2 separate regions of the Homo sapiens genome follow, and region 2 is linked to region 1. Evidence: chromatin contacts called from ENCODE Hi-C or POLR2A ChIA-PET data. All regions are on one chromosome and are shown on one strand. The core of a region is the stretch at or near the end of the contact, and the rest is flanking DNA. Distances in the headings are between cores, read along the strand shown. Region 1 holds the start of PIGX (phosphatidylinositol glycan anchor biosynthesis class X). Region 2 holds the start of LRCH3 (leucine rich repeats and calponin homology domain containing 3).

Region 1 (3,030 bases), core at 429-2,928:
CACCAGACAGCAGTTGATCATTGGGACCGGAGAAAGGCTAATTTACAAATAGTACAGCAAATACTAGAATGTCATGATTTTAAAGGCAAAAGTACCATTTTTAAAACGAATTTGTTGAATGTGAATTTACCTTCAACATTTTTCCTCTTAACTATTACTTTGGTAGTGGTGAACTGGCTCTGGAAATTGACTTCTTTTTCCTTTTTTTTTTTTTTTTTGAGACAGAGTCTCCCTCTGTCACCCAGGCTGGAGTGCAATGGCGCGATCTCGGCTCACTGCAACCTCCGCCTCCCTAGTTCAAGCGATTCTCCTGCCTTAGCCCCCTGAGTAGCTGGGACTACAGGGGCACGCCATCACGCCCCGCTAATTTTGACCCCTTTTCAATTATAAAATGCTAACGTTGGAAGCCTCTACAGATTACCAAATCCAACTGTTTAAAAATTCTTCTGGCCGAGCATGGTAGTTCACACCTGTAATCCTGGCACTTTGGGAGGCTGAGGAGGGTGGACCACCTGAGGTCAGGAGTTCAAGACCAGCTTGACCAATACGGCGAAACCCCGTCTCTACTAAAAATACAAAAAATTAGCTGGGCATGGTGGCGGGCACCTGTAATAATCCCAGCTACTTGGGAGGCTGAAGCAGAAGAATTGCTTGAACTTGGGAAAGGCGGAGGTTGCAGTGAGCCGAGATCGCGCCATTGCACTCCAGCCTGGCAACAGAGTGAGACTCCATCTCAAAAAAAAAATCTTCTTGGCCTCATAATCCTTTGTTTAGATAAACTTGAAAACCCAATATGTAAACACACAAGCAGAACTGCACTGATTGACAGATACTAAACGGATCTAAATGATACCAAGGATGACAGAAACATCCTCATTTTACAGATGGAGAAACTTGTAGGGTTTGTGCTTTCCTCCCATCAAACCTTACCCTTTATTGTAATTATTCCCGCACTTGCCCGTCTCAGTAGTACAAGCAGTTTGCCAACTACTACTTGCACGAACAACTAGCAGTTTGCCACGGAGTCCTACATTCAGTTTGGGGATTCTCAGGCCTCACAGGGCGCTAAGGCCTTGCCTGGCCCCTTGGTGATCAGAAGCTTCGTGCAGCTCAAGAGCATCCCAAGACGCTTGACGGCTGACTTTCCTTCTCAGAACTTTAGTAACAGGGCGGCCAGTCCAGCCTGGGAACCGCAGGGCCCGAGCCCGACTCTCCCGGAGACCCGGGATCCGCCGCAGAGCAAAGCGCACGGGAGGGAAGGAGGGCACACGGCTCTAGTGTCTGACCTCCTCCGGCTCGCCCTACTGATCTAGGTCCCGCGCCGGGTCCCCACATCCCCGCAACCCGCCGAGAGGCCCGGGAGCCGGGACCGCTCCCACGCTCTGGCCCCCCAAGCCCCGCCCCCCTTACCGGCGTCAGAGCGCGCGGCGGTGAAGGCCGCGGCGGGCCCGCGCGTGAGCCCGGTCGCCGCCCCGAGGAGCAGCCAGGCGGCCGCCCGAACCGCCGCCACCCGAGCCGCCAGGACGCCGGAAGCCGGACGCCCGAGAGGGGCGCGCGGGGCCAGGTGCGGACGCAGGAAGGGGCCTGGCCGCCCGCAGCTCCTACCGCGCGCTGCCCCAGATTTATCGGCTGGGACCGAGTGCTGGGTGCGCGCGCCTAGCGCCCGCGGTTCCCAGCTGCCTGCAGCCCCGGCCCCCAAGGGTTCCCGCGCGGCGTGGGGCGGTCGTCCCCGCCCAGCTGTTCCTTGCTCCGCCCACCCGGGGGCGGGCGAGGAGCTGCGCACGCGCGGGGACGCGCGCCCGGCCTGTCGCTGTGGAAACCGCTAGGCCAGCGCTCGCCGGGACCTGGAATCCCTGTACGCCGAGGTGGGAGCCGGTGGACCGGTCCCCCAGCCGGCCCCCACCTCCGCTTCCCGGTGTTTGAGGGTTCGGGCCTCCCGCCGGGGAGTTCACCCCTCGGGCTCGTCAGTAGGGCTGTGGCTGTCGCCTCTTCCTGCAGCGCCAGGCTCCGCCCGGTCTCACAGTCGGCTTAGGGGCTTTGCGTGCACTGCGGTTGGGTGGAAAAACCCACTCCTGGTTGTTTAGACGTTGGCCTGCAGACGATGTCATTTCTGTATTCCTCTAAGGGTAAGAAAGCCAGCCTTGCACTAGTGGAGACGTGAGTAGGGAGAGAATCGTCTACTCTTTGGGGACATTCGTACCCTTAGGTGCTGTGGGGCTTCCTAACAAGATTGTGGGCAGTTACTGATCTCTGGGGAGAGGAGTATTCGTGTCCAGGAAGAATAATTGGATAAACGTGCCGTCCTTCTTCCTAAACAGAGTGGAATCTGTAAGCAGGCCAAGAGAGCATCCAGGCGGCTTGGAGTGGAATAGAGGGCTCTAGAGCGGGTGTCTCAAAGAGGAAACAGAGTGTATGTCAAAACATACTATCCAAAACTGAAAATAGCCGGGCAGGTGGCTCACGCCTATAGCCCCAGCACTTTGGGCGAATCACCTGAGGTCAGGAGTTCGAGACCAGCCTGGCCAAGATGGCGAAACCCCGTCTCTACTGAAAATACAAAGATTAGCTGGGCATGGTGGTAGGCACCTGTAATTCCAGCTACTCGGGAGGCTGAGGCACGAGAATCGCTTGAACCCAGGAGGCGGAGGTTGCAGCGAGGGGAGATCACGCCACTGCACTGCAGCCTAGGCGACAGAGGGAGACTCTGTTTCAAAAGAAAAAAAAAAACTGAAAATGGTAGTATAAGCATGTTTCTTAAGAAATGGAGAGAGAAATTTTGGAAGATATGCCTTTTAAAATTCAGTCTGGCTCCCTATGAAGAGGAGTAGGGCCAAGGACGATAGTTTGTTGTTATAAGCCTCATAGAATTATTTTATATTCCAAATACAAACATTACTTTAGCAAAAATTAAAGTTAAATTTTAAAAAGAGTCTAGTAAAAAAAAAACTACATTATTTGAGTACCAACTGCATACATCTTTGACGAGTACAGCCATTGCTTCAGTGTGTGGAGTTTATATGTGCCCCGTAG
Region 2 (2,989 bases), core at 238-2,737, 1.1 Mb before region 1:
GGCAGAGGTTGCAATGAGCAGAGATTGTGTCATTCCACTCCAGCCTGGGAGACAAGAGCGAGATACCGTCTCGAAAAAATATATATATATTTTATATATAATATTTATATGTATATTATATATATATGTATATTTTATATATATATATATATATATATATATAAAATTAGCTGGGCGTGGTGGCGGCTGCCTGTAGTCCCAGCTACTCAGGAGGCTGAGGTGGGAGGATCACCTGAGCCCGGGAGGTCGAGGCTGCAGTGAGCAGTGATGACGGCACTGCAAACATGATGATGAACAACTCGGGCACCAGACACTGTTCGCCACAACTAAGAAAGCCAAATAATACCTACTTTCTTATTCTCTTTCCTGTGTTCGAAAACATACATAACACGAAGTAATGCTTTAAAAAGGAATAGCAAGTACAAATATGTTAGACTATCTTTTCTAAGTAGTTTGCTTCAACTTTTTTTTGGAGGACATGAGGAGTGGAAGAGGAAACTAATGGGAGTCGGAAAGTGGGCTCTAGTTATTTTTACAAGCGTATTTATTTTGTAAGTCAACTAGATGGAGGCGAAGAAAGACGTTCCAGCGTTCGGGTTCACTTCACACACACCCCAGCACTTCTTTGGGGTTCACTTTAAACACACACACACCCCAACACTTCTCTCGGGTTCACTTTAAACACACACACACCCCAACACTTCTTTCGGGTCCACTTTAAACACACGCTCCCCAACACTTCTTTCGAAAAAACTCCAGGGCTGAGACCGACCCTTCCTGACAATGCAGCTCGTCCAGACACCCCTGCTACTCTGATCTGTGAAGAGCTCGCGCTAACGTTCCCGTCTTAGCAGGTCCATTCGGCACCCCAAATCCGAAAGGGCCTGCAGAAACCGGGGCGGGGCAAGGGTCTACCTCCGCCGTGGCAGAAACTGATTTTCCTCAGAAAGCCTAAAAAATCATCCATCAATCACTCCGGCCCCCTTCCCCGAGAGATGCCGCCGCCCGCCGCCTCTCCCCAGGCTCTGGGTCTGGCGCAGGCCCGGAGGGCTGGCGCCGTCGGCTTCTCCCCGTTACCCGGGTCCGGACCCGGCGCCTACGGGACGAGCTGCTGTAACTCCCCCGCATCCGCCTCCCCCGGCCGGGGCGGCTCCCGGCGCCGGGTCTCCGACGGGCAGAGACGCCCCCCGCCCCGCTCACCCGCCCGGGTGGTGTCCGTCAGGTCGTGGTTGGCCGCTCCCCGGGGAAACTCCCTCAGTTTCCGGCCGCTCAGGCTCAGCACCCCAGTGACCGCCGCCTCCTCCAGGGCTCGATCGAGAGAGCGGCTCCACGAGCCCGGGCCAAAACCAGGGCCTGCCCCGGAGCTTGGGCCGCAGTGAACACCAGGGAGGTTACCTCCCGACGCTACCGTGCCAGAGTACTCGGCAGCCGCTGCCACAGCGACCAAGCCCGCGGCCGCCATTTCCCAGCCGACAACACTCGGGCCCGCCAGCTCAGCGCATGCGCGGCCGGACCGCTGGGTGGGCGGAGAAAGGGGCTCACGGACCGACCCCGGACGGTTCCCGTGATGGGCAGCACCGTGGTGCCCCCCGGCGCAGCCAGGCGCTTGCCCCCGCCCACATGATGCGCTTTTCAAGGGAAGTTAAAACGGACCTCACAAATCCAGAGCAGCCCCCTACTCTAACCTCCCAGGGGCATTTCTAAAATGCCTCTACAAAAACATCTTTCAGGCAACGCTCCGCATCAAAACTTCTCCGCCTTGCTCCCTCAGTAGTGGAGGAGTCGACTAAGCATTAAATTAAGAATTTTTTTTTTTTGAGACAGAGTCTCGCTCTGTCGCCCAGGCTGGAGTGCAGTGGCGCGATCTCGGCTCACTGCAACCTCTGCTTCCTGGGTTCAAGCTATTCTCCTGCCTCAGGCTCCCGAGTAGCTGGGACTACAGGCACGCACCACCACACCCGGTTAATTTTTGTATTTTTAGTAGAGACGGGGTTTCACCATGTTGGCCAGGATGGTCTCGATCTCCTGACCTCAAGTGATCCGCCCGCCTCTGCCTCCCAAAGTGCTGGGATTACAGGCGTGACCTACCGCGCCCGGCAAGGAATCTTTCTTAACACTGCTGCTGCAGAAACTTGGATGGTGAGAGGAGCGGACCCTCTGAGATACGACCTAAACCGTTTCCCAACTTCATTGTATTACCAGATGATCTAAATCAAGGTTTGGTGGACTTACTATGGTTGCTGGAGAGAAAACAAACAAACAAACGTGCTAATTGGGCTCAAAATTCTCATTAAAAACGTATTATTTTATATCATCCATCCCTTTTATAAAATAGCTTTTCTTAATGAAAATACAACAAATATCTTCAATAGTACTTGTACTTTTGGCAAGATTTTATTGTTGGATAAAGCAAGATTATAGTAGTATTAAAATCTAAAATGTTGGTCTGGAACCAAAATTGAGGAACAGAAAATGATCTCACTGTAATCTAAATGTGGGAATTAAAGGTAGAACCGAAGAGATGCTCTAAATTGAAACCACTCAAGAAATGAAAGAGTGGAAAATACTTCATTTAAAACCAATTAGACCTCACTTATATTGCAGCCAGTCTCTAGCATATTCTTCAGTCTGTTTTACTGAAGAAGCCATTTCTGCTATATGATGTAAATTTTACCAACAATTAATCAACTAGTTTTACTATGGGAAATAGAAGAGGCTGTCAGGTACAATCCTTTCCTAGAGGATCACAATCTAATTATGGAACCCAGACAGGCCCACAAAAAAGGGCTAAGAGTGATGGGGCTTACTTATGAGTCCAGAGAAAAGAAAGCTATATCATGGATAAATTCGGTTTTGAATTAAACCTGAAGGATTATAAAGTAGGACAAACTGGAAGGTGAGACTAGAAGATGGATCAGCATGAACACATCCAGATACGACTTAAAGTGGTAACATGTGGAGGATACGAAGGCCACAGATCAGAAAGTTC

Evidence for each region. A loop is a pair of places that touch in the nucleus more often than their neighbours do. ChIA-PET counts read pairs that join two places held with the same protein, here RNA polymerase II (POLR2A). Pooled maps may share reads with other maps.
Region 2: a pooled map shows a loop between it and region 1 (4-fold over the local background). The contact joins the promoter of LRCH3 here to the promoter of PIGX in region 1. A Hi-C loop is called at or near these places in 2 of 50 pooled maps. POLR2A ChIA-PET finds 5 or more read pairs at or near these places in 4 of 52 experiments (HepG2, OCI-LY7, activated CD4-positive, alpha-beta T cell and 1 more).

The regions. Positions count from the first base shown.
Region 1 is chr3:196,711,025-196,714,054 of GRCh38, reverse strand. PIGX (phosphatidylinositol glycan anchor biosynthesis class X) reads right to left here and starts at 1,678. Exons shown (of 6, transcript NM_017861.4): 1 at 1,411-1,678. The coding sequence starts at 1,522. CEP19 (centrosomal protein 19) reads left to right here and starts at 1,805. Exons shown (of 3, transcript NM_032898.5): 1 at 1,805-2,126. RefSeq lists silencers at 1,279-1,908, 1,743-2,055.
Region 2 is chr3:197,789,752-197,792,740 of GRCh38, reverse strand. LRCH3 (leucine rich repeats and calponin homology domain containing 3) reads right to left here and starts at 1,487. Exons shown (of 21, transcript NM_001365715.1): 1 at 1,201-1,487. The coding sequence starts at 1,462. RefSeq lists a silencer at 990-1,259 and enhancers at 1,300-1,499, 1,113-1,827.